2 separate regions of the Homo sapiens genome follow, and region 2 is linked to region 1. A link is a loop called in an ENCODE intact Hi-C map of the cell type or tissue named here. Cell type or tissue: OCI-LY7. All regions are shown on one strand. Each heading gives the region's core, and the rest is flanking DNA. Links, peaks and the distances in the headings are about the cores only.

Evidence for each region. A loop is a pair of places that touch in the nucleus more often than their neighbours do. Peaks named below come from ENCODE experiments on the same cell type or tissue, not always from the same donor. Only the 100,000 strongest peaks of a DNase experiment are listed, where the experiment ranks them.
Region 2: it touches region 1 in a loop (4-fold over the local background); 2 of 110 quality-filtered maps call a loop at or near these places.

What each region holds. Positions count from the first base shown.
Region 1 is chr20:37,989,584-37,997,583 of GRCh38, reverse strand. It overlaps TTI1 (TELO2 interacting protein 1), which reads left to right. Exons shown (of 8, transcript NM_001303457.2): 6 at 631-835; 7 at 1,122-1,209. Among named protein-coding and RNA genes, the nearest start is that of TTI1, 40 kb to the left of the region's middle. RefSeq lists an enhancer at 6,920-6,999. In OCI-LY7, for the core only: CTCF peaks have their summits at 4,262 and 4,464 (motif pointing right); DNase peaks (open chromatin) are centred at 4,433 and 6,863.
Region 2 is chr20:37,608,534-37,624,245 of GRCh38, reverse strand. LINC00489 (long intergenic non-protein coding RNA 489) reads left to right here and starts at 1,127. Exons shown (of 3, transcript NR_047461.1): 1 at 1,127-1,417; 2 at 2,046-2,155; 3 at 4,807-4,948. In OCI-LY7, for the core only: CTCF peaks have their summits at 8,012 and 8,211; a DNase peak (open chromatin) is centred at 8,215.

The sequences.
Region 1 (8,000 bases), core at 1-8,000:
GTTCTGCTAGAGAAAGTTTAAAACAAGACATGCAAAGAAACTATCTGTTCTGAAAGATAGAATGAGGGTGATGTGCATAAGAGATTGTGCAGCTGAACAGAAGGAACACCGAGTCGGCTGCAACTTCAGGGACCCTGCCTTGGTTCAGCCCAGGGACCTCGGCCCAGTCACTAACCTCCTGATGCCTGCATGTGGCAGCAGCTGGACCATAGTATTTGTGTTTGCTCAGCTAGCTAGAGTTTAAAGCATACATATTTTCTCAAGGGATGTTAGGAAGATTCAAGAAATGATCTATGTGAACTGCTTTAAGCTCTTCTCTTTTTTTTTTTTTTAACAAAAATGGGAGGGAAATCAAGATATTAATCATATTATTCATCCAACCCAAGATTCCTTTGAATTATTCCCCATGTAATCTGTATTTATGGGTAGAAGCAGCCATGCCTTGGGAGCAGAGACCTCCAAATTCATAACTGTCAGAATCACAAACCATGGGCAAGGAATTAACAGCAGTAATTCTATTTTTTTTTTCCCCCAAGCAGAGACCTAGATGAAATCGAATTACCAAGCATTCTTTAGCTCTCTTGCTGCCTTGGCAATGTTCACTCACCAGGTTGGAGGCTGTTTCTGCAGGTTTTACGTACCCTGGGAAGCAAGTGTGGTGACTTTCTTCGCAGCCGGTTCTGCAAAGATGTCCTGCCAAAGCTGGCTGGCTCCCTAGTCACCCAGGCCCCCATCAGTGCCAGGGCTGGACCAGTTTACTCGCACACGCTGGCCTTCAAGTTGCAGCTGGCTGTCTTACAGGGCCTGGGCCCCCTCTGTGAGAGACTGGACCTAGGTGGGTACCAGGCAGTTCCACCTGAACACACACACTTAGCATCTGTCTCACCCCTGCCATCATGCCCTCTGCTCAGTCGTGCCCCCCTCCCCTCCCCTCTGTGTACCTCCTTCCGTCTTATTTTGGCCTCATTTGTCCATTTATCTTGATGTGTTCTTTGGCGGGATGGAGTAGAGAGCCCAGAGCATCTTGCCTAGCTGTTGCAGTTTCTCCAGACACAGTTGGTCACTGCTTGTCCCAAATGAAGTGTAAGGGCTGATGCTTGTTTTGTTTTTCTTTTCTGCAGGTGAGGGTGACCTGAATAAAGTGGCTGATGCCTGCTTGATTTACCTCAGTGTCAAACAGCCCGTGAAATTACAAGAGGCTGCCAGGAGGTACGTCTGCCTGATCACCCGCATCCCTTTACGTTTGTTCTAAATTACAGATGATTTGCTAATGGCAAGCAGAGTTGAGGCATCTCTGCTCTTTTCTCTGTCACCCTGCCAGGTTAAGATAATTCTTTAACTGTGCCAGCACTAGAGATGGTATTTTTACTAGATGTGTTTCTCTTTGCCAGTAACCTTTTCCTCTGCTGCAAAGTCAGCAACAATTCCAGAGGGTCAAGAAGCAGAAAGACGGTGTGCTAGAGAGGACTCAGCACCCTCCTGGTTGGAGGGGAATCTGCTTCTAGGCCTGGAGACCAGGTGCCTGGCACTTCTTCATGCCTTGGCTTCTTCAACAGCAAAGTGAAAGTGCTGGGTTCCTGATATGGCATATGTCGACTCCACGGCAGGTCTTAGATGGGCATCGGTGCCATGAACCCTCACAAGTGCAAAGCAAAATTGTTTGTGTGCAGGCAGGTGCACATGTGCCTTTTTCTAATAGGAACCATTCATAGGTTCTAATAGGAATCTGTGACCCGAAGAACCTTAAGAGTTGCCAGACTAATGGCTTAAAGGGCCTTTTCTGATTCTGAAACTAGATGATTCCAATTTCTAAGAGTTTGACCATGCTTATTTGAGAAAAGCTGTATCACCTCTAGGAGAAGAAGCTGTTGCTGGTTACTTTAGGACTAAGAGCTAAAACTCAGCACAACAGCATTCCCCAGACATGAGACCCCAAATCTACTCTGCCCCTCTTCTCCAAGCTTTCCTTCCAGGTGGGAGCAGCCTGCATCCTGGAACTGCCATCCCAGGGTAGGTCTGCTGCTGGGGCGAAAGCTGGGCCTGGCACTCTGTGCCGCTCTGAGCCCTGCAGCTCCTTCAGCCTCACCAGCTTCACGCCTGCAGCGGAATCCCTGCATCTTCCTAGCTTCTAGAGGCACATCTCTGATCCTCTTCAGTGGGGTGGGAGTTAGGAGTCAACTCATTCCCTGAGGAGTGGAAAGGCTGCTCTGACTGTGCAGTGAGGAGAGCCAGCTTGCTCCTTAGAAACCTTGCACTCCCTGGGAGTGATGGTAATATCTTCTTGAATTGATTTATTGTCCTTTGCTGTTTTTTGCTCTTGATTTCCCATTTCCTTTTTTCTTCCTGTCCCTTTCCCGTCACATCCCTTAGTCCCAGAATCAGTCATAGTTTCATGAGCACAGGGGCGCATCCTAAGCAGCTTCTGTCCCCAGGCATTTTTATTCCGTACAGAATCAATTTAGGGTGAAAATAGTCCTCCCTGGGCGGTGCCCCTGGAGCTGATTGTGCTGTGACTTAAAGTGCAACTCAAGAACATAATGAGTTTATCTTGAAGTAAATCCTTTTAGATGCCTATTACAACCAAGAGTTAAAGGTCTGATTTTCACATTCCCCATCCATTCTATTTTTCCTACACCCACTCCATCCCATCCTTCAAGTTTAGAACCATCAAATAAGCTAATATTCTCAATTCATTATCTTTTCATTTCTAGTTCTCTTTTTTGCTGCTGAAAGCAATTAAACCCGGAATTGGACCTTGCTGAATCTTGAGCTGGTGTTCAGGGAGCCTCAGGTGGAGGAACACGCAGCCCCACCACTTGACCGCAGCTCCCTTTGTTTGCTCCAGCACATTCCGTTCAAGTGTTGAGTCAGATGGCCTCCCTCCTGATGGGCAGGGAGGGGGAGGAAGAGCTAGGTGGATTGCTTCACACATGTCACTTGCAAACTTATCTTGAAGTTGGGAAAAAAAATCAGTCTTGATCCTTGATCAAGAGCTGATTTGGCATCTTGATGCTGAAATTAATAAGCTCTCTAAGTGGGAGAAGAAGCCTGAGACAATAGGAAACCTGGTCTCTCTGTGAGCCTCATTACCGCATGGAGAGAGGGGTGGGTGGGTGGGCCACTTAGTATGGAAAAGTCATACCTGGCAGCTGGGTGCGGTGGGTGGCTTACGCCTGTTATCCCAGCGCTTTGGGAGTCTGAGGCAGGCAGATCACGAGGTCAGGAGTTCAAGACCAGCCTGGCCAACATGATGAAACCCTGTCTCTACTAAAAATACAAAAAGTTAGCTGGGCATGGTGGCAGGAACCTGTAATTCCAGCTAATTGGGAAGCTGAGGCAGGAGCATCACTTGAACCTGGGAGGCGGATGTTGCAGTGAGCCAAGACCGCACCACTGTACTCCAGCCTAGGTGACAGAGTGCAGTCTGTCATACCTACTAGTACTGAGGAACCAAGTCCCCTGCATGAGATGGAGTCCCATCTCAGCACATGGCCCTGCCATCCATCCTGTTGTTTGTTCTTAATTCTTCTCTTTCCTTCACACCCTACATCCATGACCAAAAGTAAAGCCCGCCTACCTCACTTGGAAAATTGCTCTCAAAACGACACCTCCAAACCACTAGGCCAGGCCAGGCCACCATCATCTCCCACCAGAACAACAGACCTCACCACTGGTCCCACTTCCAGTCCTGCCCCTCTAGGTATTCTCCATACTGCAGTCAGAGTGACACACTTACACACACTTACCCTCATGGGAGAAGAGAAAGCTGTGTTCGTTGCAAGGGCCCAAGTGGGAACCTTGGCTTAGTATTCAGAAAAGCCAGAGGTAGTGAGTTTCCGACCCTAGGCAGATGACCAGCTTGCTTTGGAAGTGGCTCTCCTGTCTGCCAGAGGGCTGGTGAGGGAAGCTCTCAGGGCAGGAGGCTGCTCCCAGGCCTCCTGTCTTCTGGAAGGAGAGGGATGTGCACCAGCCCTGTAGAACAGCCATGTCTGTGGGCCCCTCTGGCAGGTGGGCTTAGGACCTCCAAGGGGCGCCTTCATCGAGTTGGGGTGGAGGCAGACTTAGCAGCCCCATGAGAGTTCATCTTTATGTGCATCATGCTTGGGTTTTTCCTTGCTCCCATTTGCTTTTCCTGGCTCCAAAGAATGACCAAACCAGTGTTTGCTTTTTTAATTTGCCATATTAAATATAGCCTTTGTGGCAGGCTTTTACATCCAGGCAGTAAACTCTAGAAATGGACATTGATCAGGGGGTGGTTGATGTAACCGAGGTTGTAAATGCTAAGAACGGAGATGCCATTCCAGTTTAATGCTTTTATCTAGCAAATGTGCCTTGTATGGAGGGGGCATAAATCTTCCAACTGGGGGAGGCATGGGGGAGGGGCAGGGGATGGTGGGGGCAGGATGTGACCTTGCTGTGTGTTACCACCAGGTGTCACTGTTAACTGGCAATGCAAAAAAAAAAAAAAAAAGCCAGCTCCCCCAAAGTCCCTCTAGTTAAGTAACTTCAATGGATAACAAATGTGCAAATCATATTTGTGGTGTGGGAGGAGGGCTTAGCATACCAGGAGCTAAAAATAAGACAGTGTCCCTGAGGGTAGGCGTTGGATTACAGACAACAGGTCAGATCAGCCACACCCCCATCTCAGCCAACTGCAGTGGCAAACTTTGCTGATTGAAATTCTCAGTCTCCAGGATGTCTCCCGGCATGCCCTGGGCCTTCACAGTTCTGTGCCTTTCTGTCCAGGTAGCTTTTGCCTCCTGTACGTGAAAGGAATTTGAAAAGAGAGCATACACCCCAAATTTCTGTTTGTCCTTCAAGTCCATACATGTACTTAGCCTAGTTGAACTCCATTAAAACCATACTCCTTGGGCCAATCTCTTAGCAGACTCTGAGACTCCCTGGCTTTTGCAGTGAGGTTTTATATCATCCAATGAGCCTTTTACCCTGGGCTAAAAGGAAACAAAACTAGACAATACTTTTCAAATTTTTGAAAAGATGAAGTCAGGCCGTGTGCTGTGGCTCACGCTTGTAATCCCAGCACTTTGGGAAGCTGAGGTGGGAGAATCACCTGGGCTCAGGAGCTCCAGGCCAGCCTGGGCAACATAGCGAAACCCTGTCTCTACTGAACATATAAAAATTAGCCAGGCGTGGTGGTGTGCACCTGTTGTCCCAGCTACTTGGGAAGCTGAGGCAGGAGGATCACCTGAGCCTTGGAAGGTTAAGGCCATAGTGAGCCGTGATCACACCACTGCACTCCAGCCTGGGCAACAGAGTGAGACCCTGTTTCAAAAAAAAAAGAAGAAGATGAAGTCAGTGCCCAACAAGTCTCATAATAGAAAAATAAAGCTTTTAGGATGCTTGGCCTCCACCCCCAGTCCTACTCCCACCTGCTAACCCCAGAGCCCAGATAGGGATGCAGGGTGCCAGCAGGTGGTGACCAGCTGGTGTACCTTCTGGCCACGCAAGTCCTGGATGCTGTTATTGCTGTAGCCCCTGATGGGGCGCTGGGGAGGTTGCCATTCCAGCTCCCTCTGCCTCGCCATTGTGTGTGAGAGAAAAAGTAGCAGTCTTGCTTTGGACAAACCGAGGTTCAGATCTTACTGGCCATGTGACCTTGAGCAAATGATTTAGCTTCATTTCATTTTCTTCCTCTGTAAACTGGGGGTGATGAAAACTCCATTCTCATAGGGTGCTTGTGGATGAATCACGTTAGTATGTCCAAGGAGTCTCCAGGTACTGTTCTAGGGACTGGAATTAGAGGGAACAAGATAGGGGCCTCTACCCTCTGCTTATGTTCTGAAGGTATATTTACATCTGTGTACACACCTATGTGGGGTACATGTATGTAAATTTCCCAAATATGTTATACATGATGTGTATGTTACTCATACACATAGACACTGGCCACAGAATTTCTAGTTGTAAGCCTGCTTCATCCTTACTAAAATCTGAACTGGGGATTTCACCTCAAAAGGATCTTTTTCATGTTAATTGTGCCACCACTGTTTGCAGAAGTCAGGACCGGGTTTGAAGGTTCATTTACAGACTGACTTCCCTGCTCTCTTTCTAGCAGTAGGATCCCATCCCATCAAAGAACCAGCTGGTGCCTTCAAACCCTGGACGAACACAGACCGGCACAGGCTCATTCATTTCATCCCTGTCAGAGCCCCAACTCCTCTCTTTACCCACACATGAGCCTATTATATTTGAACGGATGAGGAGCCACAGAGGTGATCCATTAGTTCAGCTGAGCTTGAAATTAGTAGCTCATCCCCTTAAATGGTGTGGGCAGTTTGGCTGAGCTTGGACTGCAAAGCTGTTCCCCCTTGGATTGCACCCAGCATGGAAATGAGGACACACCTAATATTTTTTCCTTTTGACACTTGATTAATAGTTGACAAATCCAAACCCAAGTAGTTAGCTTTCCTATTATCCATCTTTTGACAGGCATTGCTGGTTTTCTTTTTGAGTCCCATTGTTCTAAAAATACACTCAGATCTGGAGCTGTTCACTGTGCATATATAGGCCTGATTTCATGGTGTCAAAGATAAGAGACATCTGGCAGGCAGATTACAAACAAAGTGGGTTGCTGGGTTTCAGAACTGAAGGCAGGGACCTCTGGGCTACTTAAATCTACTTAAATTCAGTGCTGCCAATTCTGTCCCTTCTTCCTTGGTGTTGTCATGTCACTGATAACCTGCCAGGGTCAACCATCTTACCACCCGGTAGGAAAGCCAAGCGTGGGGTGTGTGTGCACAGTGCATGCCGTGCCAGGTTGGGAGCAGAATGTTCTCGATGACAGATCGAGCCTGGTCGCAGCACCGCCTGCACAAAGTGGGTTTTGGTCATCAGAGGCTGTGGTCGACCACAGGGTAGTCATTTCCTCATTCTGCAGGCTCTGTCATCCCTCTCGAACACCTCAGAGGCGTGGAAGTAAATGTTGTCTCAGTACTGAGTAAATAAAGTAGCCAGGGAGATGATCTCTATTTGTCTTATTGTATAGATGTATTTTAAAAGATTTTTATTGGGTCTCTTATGATGAGCCAAGTGCTGTGTTGAGAGTTGAAGATTTTCAGAGATAACTACCAAGGCCTCACATTGTTGTTCAATAACAAGATAACCTTGGCAAATTAATTCACTTCTCAAAGTCTCTGTTTTCTCATCTATAAGACCGAAAAAAGCATGTATGTTATTTTGCTTATTTCACCTACTACAATGACGACAAGGATTCAGTAAAGTCAGGTAGCACAAAATACCACCACAGAGTAAAAGTCACTAAATAGTAGTTGTGAATCATTATTTAAATTTCTTCTTATTCCGAAAATGACTTGGAACATCTTATAAATTGTTTGCAACAAAGAAAAAAGGAAGGAAGTGAAGAAATTTTTTAAATGGAAAAATAACAGCAAAAACAAGATGAGACCGAGTTGAGGTTAATATAGACAATACAGTTAGAGCCCTGCACCCTTGCTAGAGAGGAGCTTTCAGAGTGGCTCTGTGCTTCCTGACAGACAGCAAAGAGGAAAATGGTACAGGAAGTACCTGAATAAGAGTTTTTAAAAAGAAAAGGAAAGAAAGCTTTTCAGAAAGAAGCATGGCTTTCCTTATTACTGACGCTTGAGGAAAATTTCTCTGTGGGTCATCTTAAAAGAACACTGGGTACTGTTGTGACTAATATCCTCAACGTCCTTGCAGTAAATACAGAAGGACATTTCCTAGAGCTGTTTCTGAAGGCATCCGTGAGTGGAGGCTGCTGGCTTAGTGCCAGAGCACAGGTTACAGGAAAACAGTTCAGGCAGGAGGTGGGCAAGCCTACCTAGGCTGCTATGAAGATGTCTTTATCTTCAAGGGTACATACCTTCCAGGGAGGGGCAGGAAACAATGTGGCCCGAGAGTGCAGCCAGCTGGGGGAAAGGTCCGAGTCAGCCCTCATAGTGCTCAGCACAGAATGCCACTTTGAAATCTGTGCCCAATACACTGTCGTGGGATCTAGGCTT
Region 2 (15,712 bases), core at 4,524-12,523, 380 kb after region 1:
TTTGGGTCTGGGCATCTATGTGATTGCCTGGGTATGTGTCCCAACTTCACCACTTACTGGTTTCACGGCCTTAGACCAGTCCCTTTACCTCTCTGGGCCTCGGTTGTTCTCATCTGCAAAATGGGATTGGTAAGAATCATCATCTCCTAGGGCTGGTATGAAGATTAAGGAAGTCATTGCTCATGAAGAGGTTGGCACAGTGCCTGGCACTCAAGAAAATATCTGTGAGTTGAATGAATATAGTTCATGCACTTGCATGAGAATTCTGCAAGAAGCATCATGGAGAGGTGACTCCACAGGACATAGGCTCTGGAAACAGAGAGACCTAGGTTCAAATCTGTTGTTGATGCCTGAATTTGTATCCTAGCTTCACCAGTTACTAGCTGTGACTTGTATCAGTCAGTTTACTTTTCTGTTTATTCATATTTAAAAGAGATGATAATAATACCTACCTCATAGAGTTGCCAGGAAGACTAAACTAGAACACAGAGCTTAGCAAGGTGCCTGGCATAGTGTAAGAGCTCAGTGAATGTTAGGAAATGAAAGTTAGTTAAAAACAAGCCACAGCCCATGCATAGGAATTCACAAAGCAGAGAAATGCAGTGGCAGGCTTTGCAAACAGAGGGAATAGCAGGTGCAAAGACTCGGAGGCATGAACAGGCACAACATGATAAGACTGGAGCCAATAAGGCATGGCTGAAGCAAAGAGTGAGTGGTAGGAGCTGTACTGCAAGTGTGGACAGGAGGAAAGCCATGCAGAGCCTTGAATGCCAGCCTAGGGAGCTTCGACTTCTCTCTGAAAGCTATGGAGAGCCACTGAGTGTTTTAAGTAAGGGAGGGACATAGTCATATTTGGACAACCTGAGCTCTTAGTCCCTATGAAGGCTTTGGCAATCAGGGCCAGATGTTTCATTAAGTGGATGGTAAAACTGAGACCCCATATGGAGAAGGGCTTTCCTGGTGCCTAAATTGAGGCTTCAGCAGGTCCGAGGTCAGAATCCTGGGCTTGGCCCAACCATCTCTCTTCTAGTATTCCTGGGCTTGGGTGAAGGCAGAAAAGACCCAGATCCAGGGACCCCACTGGAGCAAAGAAATGAGTGCTACACACAGAACAGCCAGAAAAATCCCCGTGGTAAACAACAAGCAGCATTTAATTAACTTGTAAGTCTGTGGGTCAGCTGGGTTGGCTTGGCTGGGGTAGCTCAGCTCTGCCCCCTCCTCCTCCCAGGACCAGCAGGCTAGGCTGGGCATGTTCTTGTGGCAGTAGCTGAGGCACAAGCAGGCAAGCCCAACCACGGAAGTGCTTATCAAGCCCCTGCTCGATGCACCTCTGCTCTCATCCCATTGGCCAGAGCAAGTCCCATGGCTGAGCAACGTCCACTCAAGTTGCAATGGGAGGGCACTGCAAAATAACATGGTAAAGAGTGGGAACATACAATTGGGGGCATGCTGGGGAGGAAGTAAGGAGTTGGATTCATCGTCATAGCTACCATAGGTGCTCTTTAGAGGCTTCCCAGGCCTCCAGGCCCCCTTTCTGCCCTCAGAAGTCCATTTGTCACCCTAGCCATGGCCCCCAAGAAGGGGTGGGAAGAAAGGCCACCAGCATTTCCTGAGCACGCACACCAAGCACCGTGCTACGTGCTCTGCAAGCCCATGTTCCTGAATGCACATGTCTTCCCAACCTCTCCTGCCATGCCTCTCTCCCCCTTGCCTGGCACTCTCTGGCTGGACTGCTAACACCAACATTCAAAGCTCCCTGTGTGCTTCGCACCTCAGGACCTTTGCTCATGCTGTGCTCTCTGACCGACACATTCCCCTCTCTCTTCACCCCCTCCAAGGCAAACTCCTTCACATCTCCTCTGAAATACCTTCCCTGGCCACCCTGTCTCAGTATCTTTTTATTCTTCACCACGGAAGCTCTTGTTTGTTGTCTTCATAGCTCTTATCACTGTCTGCAGTGGTGCATTCATGTATATGTTTGATTCATATCTCTCTCTAAAGACTGTAAGTACCATAAGGGAACATATCTCTCGGACCTTGTGCAGGGCCTTCCACACTGTAGACACATAGTAAATATTTATCAGAAGGAAGGAAGAGAAAGAGAGGGAGGGAAGAAGGAAGAAATGGAAGGAGAGAGGGAAGGAGAGATGATGAGGTAAGAGTTCTTCATGCCCATTTTACAGATGAAAAGAGGTTCAAATGCATGAAGTCCCTTATCCATAGGCCCACAGTCACACCATTAGGAAGCTGCAATGTAAACTCAAGCCTAAGAGACCCCTCTCTACTCTCCCCTCTATTCGCCCCTCTAGACCACGAATTATAAAAAATGATCTTAACCATACAAAACATAGTCAATCAGCCGGGTGCGGTGGCTCTCGCCTGTAATTTCAACACTTTGGGAGGCCAAGGTGGGTGGATCACAAGGTCAGGAGTTCGAGACCAGCCTGACCAACATGGTGAAACCCCGTCTCTACTAAAAATGCAAAAATTAGCCGGGCATGATGGTGCACGCCTGTAATCCCAGCTACTCAGGAGGCTGAGGCAGGAGAATCATTTGAACCCAGGAGGCGGAGGTTGCAGTGAGCCAAGATCATGCCACTGCACTCCAGCCTGGGTGATAGACCATCTCAAAAACAAAACAAAACAAACAAACAAACAAACAAAAAATATATATAGAGAGAGAGAAAGTCAATCAGGCCAGCCACAGTGGCTCATGCCTGTAATCCCAGCACTTTGGGGGGCTGAAGGAGAAGGGAGTCCAGGAGTTTGAGAGCAGCCTGGGCAACATAGTGAGACCTCATCTGTACAAAAAAAATTTTTTTAATTAGCCAGCCATGGTGGCATGCACCTGTAGTACCAGCTACTCAGGACGCTGAGGTGGGAGGATAGCTTGAGCCTGGAAGGGAAAGGTTGCAATGAGTCTGCCTGGGTGACAGACTATATCTAAGAACAAGAAAATAGAGTTAATCACATAACAAATGCTCATCTTCCCAGCACACAGCTTAAGCACTAAAACATTATGAGGAACTCTGAGGGCTCCTGATCTCCCCTCCTGGACCTCATTCCTCCTTCCCTGCCTCCACAGAAGTGGCCATCACCCAAAATGGGCTGTTCGTCATTTTCTGTGACCCTCGGCATGCCCCATGCTTATTCTCACCTCAGTACCTTTGTTCATGCTGCCTGGTACACCCTCCCTTCCCTTCCTTAAATCCTACCCATCATTCAAGACCCAGCTCCAGTCCCACCTCCTCCATGACACCTTCTCTGATTGATCCAGCCTGAGATCATTTCTCCTGGACAGTTCATTCTCATCTGCGCATTGAGATAAGTAAAAGTTAGGCTTGTTCAAATGCTTGTCGCTGATAAGTTGAGGCTGAAGTCACTGCCTTAGTCTGAACTCTGATCTGCACAACCAACAGCTTGCTCAAATGTTCCTTGTGGACATTTTGCAGCAAGTCTCAAACAAAATGCCCCATCAGCCCTCAAAGCCTGTTGCTCTCCCTGTTTTCTGGGCTCTTGGGGATCAGCCCCACTATCCACCCTCCTACTAAGTCCAAAGCCTGACTCCTCAACACACCCTCCCCACCAGTCAAGATACCATTCATCCCACTCATCCCAGCACTTCTGTCTCCTACTTCCTCTCTATCACCATGTCCGATGCCCTAGTCCAGCTGCCATCCTCTCTCTCCTACAAGACAAAAACCACCTCTGTGGTCTCCCCGCTTCCACTCTCGCACTCTTACAATCCATTTTCCAGACATCAGCCAAATAATCTTTTAAGAATACAAACGTTATGTTAAGTGAAATAAGCCAGAAACAGAAAATTAAACACCATGTGTTATCACTCATATGTGGAAGCTAAAAAATGCTAATCTCATAGAAGTAAAAATTAGAACACAGGCTAGCAGAGGCTGGGCAGGGTTAAGGGAGTGGGGATAGGGAGAGTTTTGTTAAAGGATACAAAATTACAGCTAGATACCAGGAACAAGTTCTAGTGTTCTATACCAGTGTAGGATGACTAGGGTTAACAATAATGTATTAGTTTCAAATAACTGCAAGAAGGATATTGAATGTTCCCAACACAAAGAAATGATAAATATTTGAGATGACAGATATGCTAATTACTCTGATCTGATTGCTATACATTATATGTATCAAAACATCACTAATGCCCCATAAATATGCACAATTACTATGTGTCAGTTTAAAAAAATTGTTTAAAGAATACAAACCAGATCATGTTGCACCTGATTAAACCCCTATGCTGGCTTTCTAGTGCTCTTAGAAAGAAACTAAACTCCTTATCATGGCCTACGAGGTCCTGCATGTTCTGGGCTCTGCTCATCCTTTGGCCTTATTTATTGATTTATTTTTGTAGAGACAGGGTCTCGCTGTGTTGCTCAGGCTAGTCTCAAACTCCTGGCCTCACACAATCCTCCTGTCTTGGCCTCCCAAGTAGCTGGGAGTACAGACGTGAACCACTGCACCCAACACATGGCCTCATCTTCACCACTCCTCCTTGCCCTGCTCACATGTGCCCTGAACCCCCAACCCCCCACACCCAGTAGACCTTGGCCACCTATGTCCCCTGCCTAGACCACTCTCTCTGGCTCTTTGCCTAGTTATCTCCTACCACCTCCACCACTAGGTCTCCACTCAAAAGTTATCTTCTCAGGTCAATGCAAGTCAAACTCCCATTATTATGTGCTAAAAGCCCAAGGGACCTCTTCTGTAAGGCACTTATCATTGTTGAAATTTGACATTTCTTTGTGTGATTCTTGGATTAATGTCTATCTTTTTCTCTAGGATGTGAGTCCCAAGACGGCAGGGACTGTGTGTTGTTCACTGCTATATCCTAAGATCTCCATCCAGCAGCCAGTAGCAGGCTCAAAACTATTTGTTAAATCAATGAATGAATAGAACTGCAGTAAATATGTGTGCAGAGGCACACTGCGTGAGGATCACAAGATTATGGAGGGGCAATTGGCAGGAATGGGGTGCTGATTAGATGGGGAGGGAGAGCTGGCTCCCATTACCCTCAATGTTTGCTCAGCTTCCTATATGCAAACAATACCCCAACCATGATGACCATGACCATGGCTCCCCTACATCCATGGTCTCCAGCCAGGCTGCTGCCTTCTTGGTCCTGCTGCCTCCTCAGTCCCTGGTAATTCTGGCACCTCCAAGAGAGGGGAAGGAAAGGGAAAGGAGAAAGGGAGAGGAGAGGGGAGAAGAGGATAAGAGGAATAAGAAAAAGAAGAGGAAGAATCTTCCATTTTCTCTCTTTTTTATTATTTTGAGATGGGGTCTCACTCTGTTGTCCAGGCTGGAGTGCAGTGACACAATCTCGGCTCACTGCAACCTCCAACTCCTGGGCTCAAGTGATCCTCCTACCTCAGCATCCTGAGTAGCTGGGAGTACAGACACGCACCGCCATACCTGCTAATTTTTGTATTTTCTGTAGAGATGGGGTTTCACCATGTCATCCATGCTGGTCTCAAACTCCTGGACTCAAGTGATCTGCCTGCATTAGCCTCCATTCTCTCTTGAGCCCACTCCAATCAGGCTTAATCCCCTACCACCCCTCAAAAACTGACTTGGCCGAAATCCCCAATGACCTCCAGGCTGCTCACCCGATGGTGACTCCTCTGTTTTCATCTTACTGGCCCCTAAAGCAGCAATAGATACAATTGATCATGTTCTTCTGGAAACACTTTCTCCACATGCCTTTGCCTGGTGCTCCTCCCACCTCACCAGCAGCTTCTTCTCTGTACCCTTCCTTGGCTACCCCTTAACTTCCCACCTGTTCAGTCTGGGGCCCCAGGACTCAGTCCTTGGTCCTCCTCTCCTCTTCATCTACTTTCACTGCTTTGGTGATATTATCTAATCTATGACTTCAAATATTAATGTCAGGCCGGGTGCAGTGGCTCATGCCTGTAATCCCAACACTTTGGGAGGCTGAGGAGGGTGGATCACTTGAGGCCAGGAGTTCAAGACCAGCTGGCCAATATGGTGAAGCCACATCTCTACTAAAAATATAAAAAATTAGCTGAGCGTGGTGGCATGTGCTTGTAATCCCAGCTACTTGGGAGGCTGAGGCAGGCAAATCGCTTGAACCCAGGAGGCGGAGGTTGCAGTGAGCCGAGATCGTGCCACTGCACTCTAGCCTGGGTGACACAGCGCAACTCTGTCTCAAAAAAAAATTTTTAAATTAAAAAATAATATATTAATATCATCTGTGCCCTGATGTGTCCTAAATCATAGCCCCACCCAGAGCCCCTCCTGCAGACCTCTAGATCTGTCCTAGCAGATCCCAGCGACCCATGGCATCCCTAGGCTTGATGTTTCCCTCCAGTCTTCGCCTCCATCTTCACATGGTGTTAATGTCTTCACAGCATCTTCCCTCTGTGTATTTCTCTATGCTCAAATTTCCCTCTTCTTATAAGGACACCAGTCATTGGATTAGGACCCACCCTAATCCAGTCTGACCTCATGTTAACTTTATTATATCTGCAAAAACCTTCACAGGTTCTGGGTAAACACAAATTTTGGAGGGACACTATTTAACCTGTACAGCATCCCATCTCACATCTCCCTGTGGAATGCCTCATAACATTTCAAACTTAAAATACCCAAACCTGAACCCCTGATTTTCCCCTTTCTTCCCCACTAATCCACTCATCCTTACCCTTCTTTATCTCAGTAAATGACTCCTTCATCCTTCCAGCCATTCAGGCCCAAAACCTCAGAGTCAGCTTTGACCCCTCTTTCTTTCACACTCCACGTTTAATCCAACAGGAAGCATTGCTTGTTCTACCTGTAAAATGTGTCTAGAACCTGACTTCTTCTCACAACCACCCTGCTCCAAATCTCCATCATCTCTTACCTGGGTCATTTGTAACGACCTCTTCATGGGGCCTCTAGCTTCCACCATAACACCCCTCAGACTGTCTACCACACACTGGCCAGAGAGATCCACTTGAAATCCAAGTCAGACCATGTCACTCCTCTGCTCAAGACCCTCCCATGTTAGTTTGTCAGATAAAATACAAGATGCCCAGTTAAATTTGAAGTTCAGATAAACAGCACATAATTTTTATTATAAGCATATCCCATGCGACATTGGGGACATACTTAGACGAAAATTTTTTTGTGTGCTTTATCTGAAATTCAAATTTAACTGGGCACCCTTTTATGGATTTTTTTTTTTTTTTGAGATTAGGTCTCACATCATTGCCCAGGCTGGAGTGCAGTGGTGCAATCAAGACTCACTGCAGCCTCAACTTCCCAGGCTCAGGTGATTCTCTCATCGCAGCCTCCTGAGTAGCTGGGACTACAGGCACATGCGACCACATTCATATTTTTTGTAGGGGTGGAGTTTTGCCATGTTGCTAAGGCTGATCTTGAACTCCTGGGCTCAGGCAATCTGCCCACCTCAGCCTCCCAAAGATCTGCAATTACAGGCATGAGCCACCTCGCCTAGTCGTCATCCTGTATTTTTATTTGGCAAATTCAACACTCATACTCCTGTGGCTCCCATCTCATGCAGAGAAATACCCAGAGTTCTTACAATGGCCTACTTCATGTCTTTCTGCTTTCCTCCTTTCTAACCCAGCAGCAGCCATGCTGGCCTCCTTCCAAACCTGAAATATACCAAGCTTACACCTACCGCAGGACCTTTGCCTGGCATGCACATCCCCTGAATAGTCATATGACTTCCTCCTCACTTCTTTCTGGCCTTTGCTCAAATGCCCCTCCCTAAGGCTTTTTCTGACTACTCCATGTACCCATTCCCCCTGGGTCCCTTTCAATATCTTTTTCTGCTTTATTTTTCTCCACAGCCCTTGTCATCTTCTAATATACCATATATTTTACTCATTTCTCTTCTTTATTATCTATCCCTTGATTAGAATGCCATAGGGCAGGGATTTCCATCTGTCTTGCTCACTGCTGTCTATGCAGACCCTACAGCAGTAACTGCCTTACAAGAGGAGCTCAACAAATACTTGTTGAATGAATAGCTTTCAGTTTCTTCATCTTTAACGTGGAAATACCTCTGTAATCATGGAGAGGTATTATGAGGATCTTGTGAGTTAATAAAAGTAAGGCGGTGCTTATTAAATGCTCCCTTCTAAACTAGGTTCCCTGCCAACTCATAGATTTGATAGGTGTATAGTTATGTCTACCCTGAGTCGTCTACCTTTGAAGTTGCTGCTGTCCTCCTAGCGGCAACTGCTGGAATTACAGACATAGTGCCCAGGGAATTACCAACCTGTTACTAGGGACCAAGCCTAGCAAATCCCCTTTAAAGGCTGGCACACATAAGCCCAGGACACCTGAACAGAACTCCCAGGAACAGAGCAGCCACCAACTGTCTCAAGGACCCCTCCCATATACCCAGGCCCACAACTGCCTGCTGCAGGCTTCCATATTTCCCAGAACCTGCCTCTGTTCACTCCTGAGTCTGGCTTTCAATTCCGTCTCACTGTCTGCCTTTGCCTTCATTATCCTCCACCTGCCATGGAGGGGTTAGTTAAAGTGTCAGGAGCGATGTCATTTACAGCCTCCTGTTGCTAAGCAACAGACCCAGGTGAGCCCCTGAACTTTTTTCTCAGCAGCTGAAATGTATCTAGTGGAGTGATGGGGGCCCTGGCTGAACTAGTTCATCACTTGGGACAAGCTGCCAGCCTGGTGGCCCTGTCCCTCTTGGGACCCAGACAGGACTGATCCAGGGCTCTGGGCTCCACTGTTTTCAGATTTCCCTAATTAATCAGTGCTGCCCGGAGCCTCCTGGGTGTCCAGCCCCAGGGAGCACATTCAGGGTGGAGATAATCAGAACTGGGCCTCCCTGTCTCAGTGTGGAGAAAGATTCCCAAACAGGTCATTATAATCTGGGATGGGGTGTCACATGAGGGAGACAGACTTGCTCTGCTTGCCAGGGAAGCTCCCCAGAGTTTCAAAGGATGAACGGGAGTTAATCTGGGAGTTGGCCTGGGACAATTGAGGGGAAAGGGCTTTCCAGGTGGGGACACAGGACGTGAAAATATCTGGAAGCAGGAAAAGCCCTGGCTCCTCCTTTCAGCAAGGGCTCCTACCTTGGAATGGTGGGAACAGTGGAGGGGTCTAGACTCTAGCGCCCACCCTGTGGCTAACTCTCTCTGTGACTTCAGTTCTGTCCTTGTTCCTCTCTGGATCTGAGTTTACAATGGGATGCAGGGAGCAGGGATAGGATGAAATCAATGTTTAACGAAGTACAACATGCATGCTGCTGGGGATATGCCCTAGGTTTGGAGGCATTCCGGGATCCAACTTTTTTGTTTGAATACTTTGAATTTACTTTAAGTAGTGCTAGAAAGAAATATATAAGTAGGCCAGGAGTGGCGGCTCATGCCTGTAATACCAGCACTTTGGGAGGCTGAGGCAAGCAGATCACTTGAAGTCAGGAGTTCAAGACCAGCCTGGCCAAAATGGAGAAACCATGTCTGTACTAAAAATACAAAAATTAGCCAGGCATGGTGGCACACGCCTGTAGTCCCAGCTAGTCGGCAGGCTGAGGCAGGAGAATCACTTGGACCTGGGAGGTGGAGGTTGCAGTGAGCCAAGATCACACCACTGCACTCCAGCCTGGGCAATAGAGCAAGACTCCATCTCAAAAAAAAAAAAAAAAAAAAAAATATATATATATATATATATATATAAACTAGTACATCATAACAAGTAATGTTTCATATTCCTTTAAAATACTTTAAGTTATTTTAAAGAAATATATTAAGTAACTAATAGTACAGGTGGTAGCTAAGGGGTGATCTGGGAATGCCCAAGATTCCAGACACACTAAAATCAGTCTGTGAAGGCTCTTTCTGCTCTGCTAGCCATACAAGGACTAACGCTACCCACTGCTCTTTGTCACTTAGCCACAGCGCCTGGGGCACCCCAGGCAAGATTATCGCCTTCATTTCACTGATGGGTCACTGAGGCCCAGGGGAGTCACTCAGCAAGTTTGTGGCTTGGGGAGCTGGGCTTTGAGCCTGTGCTCATTCCCCTTGCCACACAGACATCACTCACTTGTCTCCCCCAACCCCTACTCCCAGCATGGGTGTAAACTGAATTTTCACTGAAAGCATCCAGGAGCATATCTGCAAGGTCAGCCATGCTGGAGACAGTCTACCATGAAACTTTGGGCAAGGGGCTTCCCTCTCTGGGCCTTGGTTTTGCCATCTGTACAGTGGGAGAGTGCCCAGTGAGATTGGGTGAGAATCAGGGTTTTCTCCAGCTATGTGTTCTTGGAGTCAGAGTTTCTGAGAGCCCCTGAATGTCCAAGAAGCTGGAGGGACAGACAGGTGGAGGAGGAGGCAGAAACAGCCTCTCAGGCTTCTTGTTGTACAAATTGCTCCAAACTTCAAAGGGCCCAAAGGCCCGGAAAGTTTCTTCTCAGCATTGTCTTGGGCAAGATTCCTCCATCTTTCTGAGAGATCTGGCTTTGTTCAGGCCTGATTTATGGGATCTTCTGAGAATACTGCTTCCTCCCTGCTGCCCAGTATAGGTGCCTGACTGAGAGGATAGCTGTATTAGTCCGTTTTCACATTGCTGTAAAGAAATACCTGAGACTGGGTAATTTATAAAGAAAGAAAGTTTAATTGGCTGACAGTTCTGAAAGCTGTACAGGAAGCATGATGCTGGCATCTGCTCGGCTTCTGGGAAACCTCAGGAAACTTACAATCATGGCAGAAGGCAAAGTGGAAGCAGGCATCTTTACATGGTGGGAGGAGAAGCAAAAGAGTGAGGGGAGAGGTACTACACACTTCTAAACAACCAGATCTCAAGAGAACTCACTCACTATCACAAGGACAGTACCAAGGGGGATGGCGCTCAACCATTCATGAGAAATATGCCCCCATGATCCAGTCACCTCCCACCAGGCCCCACCTCCAACATTGGGGATTACAGTTCACTATGAGATTTGGGAAGGGACACACATCCAAACGACATCCGTAACCAACCATCAGATTGGCCTAGGACAAACAGCTTCCTGGGATGTAAGACTTTAAGTTTGTTTTTCTGTTTGTTTGTTTGTTTGCTGAGATGGGGTCTCATTCTGTCACCCAGGCTGGAGTGCTGTAGTGAGATCTTGGCTCACTGCACCCTTGACCTCCCAGGCTCAAGTGATCCTCCCACCTCAGCCTCCTGAGTGGCTGGGACTACAGGCATGCACCATCATACCCAGCTAATATTTTAATAATTTGCAGAGATGAGGTGTCAGTATGTTGCCCAGGCTGGTCTTGAACTCCCGGACACAGGTGATCCTCCTGCCTCAGCCTTCCAAAGTGCTGGGGTTACACGCACGAGCTACCACAACCAGCCAAGAGTTTAAGTTTTAAAACTGGGATGATCCCAGCCAAACTGGGATGATCCCAGCCTAACTGGGATGAGTTATGGCCTACCACCTCATGCAAGGCCTTGCTAAGAGAGTTACTCTCATCTCCTCCTGGAGTCCTCACAACAACCCAGAAGGTAGGGCTCATTGTCCCATTCTCCAGATGAAAAAAGCAGAGGCTCAGATGAGAAATGACTTGCCAGGGCCACAGCTGCCAAGTGGTGGAGCTGATTTTCAAATCCAGGTCTGGGGTTATGGGAGGTAAACGCACTTGATACAAAACCTTCGGTGGTCCAGGATTCTCAGCATTTGGATAGGATAGAATGGAAGCAGAGAGGAGGTGGGTGACTCTGACTCAGTATCAAGGCCCTTCTCTCTGGGGTTCTCTGTGTCAAAAATAATATTGTCCTTCTTTTCCATGAAGGTTTGAGACTTGGGTTATGGTGTCAGCCCCGCCCCTAACTTGTTGGGTAACCTTGAACAAATCACTTGCTTCTCTGGGCCTCAGTTTTTCCTAACTAGAAAATGAGAACATTATCTTGGATCCCCTTTAAGACTACATTGCTATAAAGGAGGCTTAGAGAGCAAGAGGTTGAATTGACTCTTTGCTTTACAGATGAGGGAAATTGAGGCCCAGAGAGAGAGGACTAAGTCTTGCATTTGCACTTGACTATGATACAGGAGAATGTGGTCAAAACTGAAAGAGAACCAGAGCCAACATGAAAAAAGATACAGAGAGGCAAAGAGATATACACAGAGAGAAGGAGGATGAGTGAGAGTCAACTGTTGACTTTGTTTGGTTTCTGGATCCAGCCATGCCTGAAGTCTACTTGGACTTCCTAATAATTAAGTCAATACATTTCTTCTTTTGCTTAAGCTAGCTTGAGTTGGGTTTCTGTCACTTACAATCCTAAGAATTTATATCAGTTTCTATGTCCTTCCATTGAGGGATCCAGGGATACGTGTATTAAGTAATTAATTAATTCATCCATTCAACAAACATTTATTAGCATGCAGTCTGTAGTAGATAATGCACGAAGGGCACAATGTGGATATAGCGATAAACAAGATACATTAGGGCCTCAAAGGACTCACAATCCAGTTGGGGAGGCAGATAGGAAAATAAATGAGTGCGATGGAGTGAGATAGAAGTCTGCAGAGAGAAAGAGAGACAGAGAAACCATGTATCAGAGAACGAGAGGGCGAGACACCCTTAGGGTGGCCAAACAGGCCAGCAAAGAGATGGAAACAGCGGTGTACCTCTCAGAAATGATGTAAAATGCGTGGGCGGCGGGGTGGGAAGAGGTGAGGGGGCAGAAAGAGGAGGAGAGATCTGTGGTTGGGGCCACAGTGGATTCAAAGGTGGATTAGCACCTGCTGTGTGTTTAGTCCTGGGTGGACCGGGGTATTTCCATAGTGAAGAAGACACGAGAGCAAGTTCTCCATGAGTAGGACATCCCAGGTTGGTAGGTGGTGCCCAAAGCCCACAAATAAGGGCACTGGGATATGATGGGGGCTGGGGAGAAGTCTGTCTGTTGAGATCCTAAGGGAGTGGTCAATTCTAACTGGGAAAAAGGATGTCAGTGAAATTTTCTTATGAATATCTATGTAAGGCCGGGTGCGATGGTTCATGCCTGTAATCCCAGCACTTTGGGAGGCCAAGGCGGGTGGATCGCATGAGGTCAGGAGTTCGAGACCAGCCTGGCCAACATGGCCAAACCCCATCTCTGCTAAAAATTTAAAAAAAAAATTGTATTGTAATCCCAGCTACTCTGGAGGCTGAAATAGGAGAATCACTTGAACCCGGGAGGCAGAGGTTGCAGTGAGCCAAGATCGTGCCACTGCACTCCAGCCTGGGCGACAGAGCAAGACTCTGTCTCCAAAAAACACAAAAATCTAGGTAAGCAGGGTCTTTTAAACAGAGGAGGGTGGGCAGAGATGGGTGGGGTTTGGGGCAAGATGGACAGGAACATGAAGCCATTGGCACAGCCAGTCATGTCTGGATGTCTGGGCAGCAGAGTGGCCCCAGGCAGGCAGACTGGGTGCAAATTCCACTCTGCTGTTGCTTCCTGTTGGTTTTCCTCAAAACAGATCCTGTGACAAGGATTTGGGTGCACATGGTTTATCTGGGAGGTGGTCCCAGCACGTTGAAAGAGTGGGGAGGTGAGACTGGGAAGAGAAAGAGGTCAATACGGGTGTGTTCGTGAGCAGGTAACTGGAGCTTATCCGGCTGAGGACTCAGAGAAAGGACGTGCAACATTGTCCCTGCGAGGGACGAGGAAGCGGGACTCCTCCCCATTGATTGAGGGCTGCTCCTGAGGTTTGAACTCCGTGACTTCTGGCCTGCCCCTGCTGGCTGAGCGACCTTCAGGAGGCCAAAGAATGCCCTCGGGTGAGGCATGTCCAAGAGCCGTCTACTGGTGACCCCCAGGAAAGATGAAAGAGGCAGCAGAGCACCAAAAGCAGCTGCCTCAGCTTCTTGCCGGCTGTGTACACTTAGCTTCTCTGTGCCTTGGTTTTCTTGCCTATAAAATGGGGCTGAAAATGGTACCCCACACACAGCAATCATGAGGATGTAAAATGCTTAGCACAGGGCCTGAGACATGGCTCCGAAAATGGCAGCTAGTTTGGTTTCTAGATAACTATGAGTAGCTCTGCATGGCTGGAATAGACAGTGCGGGTAGCAGGGGCAGCAAGAGTGGGCGGGGGTGGGAGCAGCAGTGTCACGGGGGGGCCTTGATTGTCAGCACAGGTAATGAGGTCTCAACCAGAGCATGGTTGACATGGTTTGGATTTGTGTCCCTGCCCAAATCACATTTTGAATTGGGAGAGGGGCCTGGTGGGAGGTGACCATATCATGGGGGCAGATTTCCCCTTTGCTGTTCTCGTGATAGTGAGTGAGTTCTCACAAGATGTGATGATTTAAAAATGTGTAGCACTGCCCTCTTCGCTCTTTCTCTCTCCAGCCACCATGTGAAGAAGGTCCTTGCTTCCCCTTCACCTTCCGCCGTGACTGTATGTTTCCTGAGGCCTCCCAGTCATGTCTCCTGTGAAGCCTGCAGAATGGTGAGTCAATTAAACCTCTTTTTCTCATAAATTACCCAGTCTCAGGTAGTTCTTTATAGCAGTGTGAAAACAGACTAATACAGTGGTTGAGGGATGCTAGGGAGGAGGACGAGTGAGGAGGGCTGCTGGGTGTGGGGCAGACAGAGACTAGGGGGTTCAGGATGGCTGCCATCTGGCCCACCAGGACATCCCTGAGTCTGGGTGTTCATTCACACAGTGTCTCCATGACTTCTCTGTACCAACCACTTTCCAGGGAGGTGGATCTCAGCCTGAAAAGAGCTCTTTGTGCAGGCAGGGAGATAATACTTGAGCAGAAATAATGATAAGTTGGGTAAAACCCATCAGAAAGCCATCAGAAGGAGGCACAGAGGGTGAAGGGAGCTCAAGGGGAGGGAAGCATCACTTCCAGATGGAGAGGTCAGGAGATGCTCTGGAGGACGGGTATTTAGGATCTTGGCCTTATGGGAAGGATGACAAGATAGGCAGGTGAAGTGAGGGTGAGGTCCAGCCTAAGCAAAGTCAGAGAGGTGGGAATGTACAGGAGGTGCTACAGGTGGGTCAGTGGCAGTGGGTCAGTGACTGCAGCCCCAAAACCCAGACCTCCCTGTGGAACTGTCTTTGGGATTAAAGTTATCTTGGCTTGTCCAGTTCAAGGCTATATTTGCGTGTAAAAGTTTGATGTGCATGGTGTAGGTGAAGCCATGGGGAAAACAGCTCATCCCCCTCCAAATGCCAACAATGTATATTAGCACAAGCCTATAGGAGTGTGTTGAGTTGGGTTCCCCAGAAGCAGACAAGGATATCTGTGCAGGTGGTGTATTAACAGAGCGCTCCAGGCCGGGCGCAGTGGCTCACGCCTGTAATCCCAGCACTTCAGGAGGCCAAGGCAGGTGGATCACGAGGTCAGGAGTTTGAGACCAGCCTGGCCAAGAAACCCCATCTCTACTAAAAAAAATACAAAAAATTAGCTGGGCGTGGTGGCAGGTGCCTGTAATTCCAGCTACTCAGGAGGCTGAGGCAGGAGAATCACTTGAACCTGGGAGGCGGAGGTTGCAGTGAGCCGAGATTGCCCCATTGCACTCCAGCCTGGACGACAAGAGTGAAACTCCATCTCAAAAAAAAAAAAGAGTGCTCCCAGTGAAGACTGGTGAGAAAGTGCGGGAGGCAGGACAGGAAAGGGAAGGAAGCCCAGTAAGATGCATTGGTTATTTATTGCTGCATAACAAATTAGCCCAGACTTAGCATCTGAAACAACAAGCAGTGATCATCTCA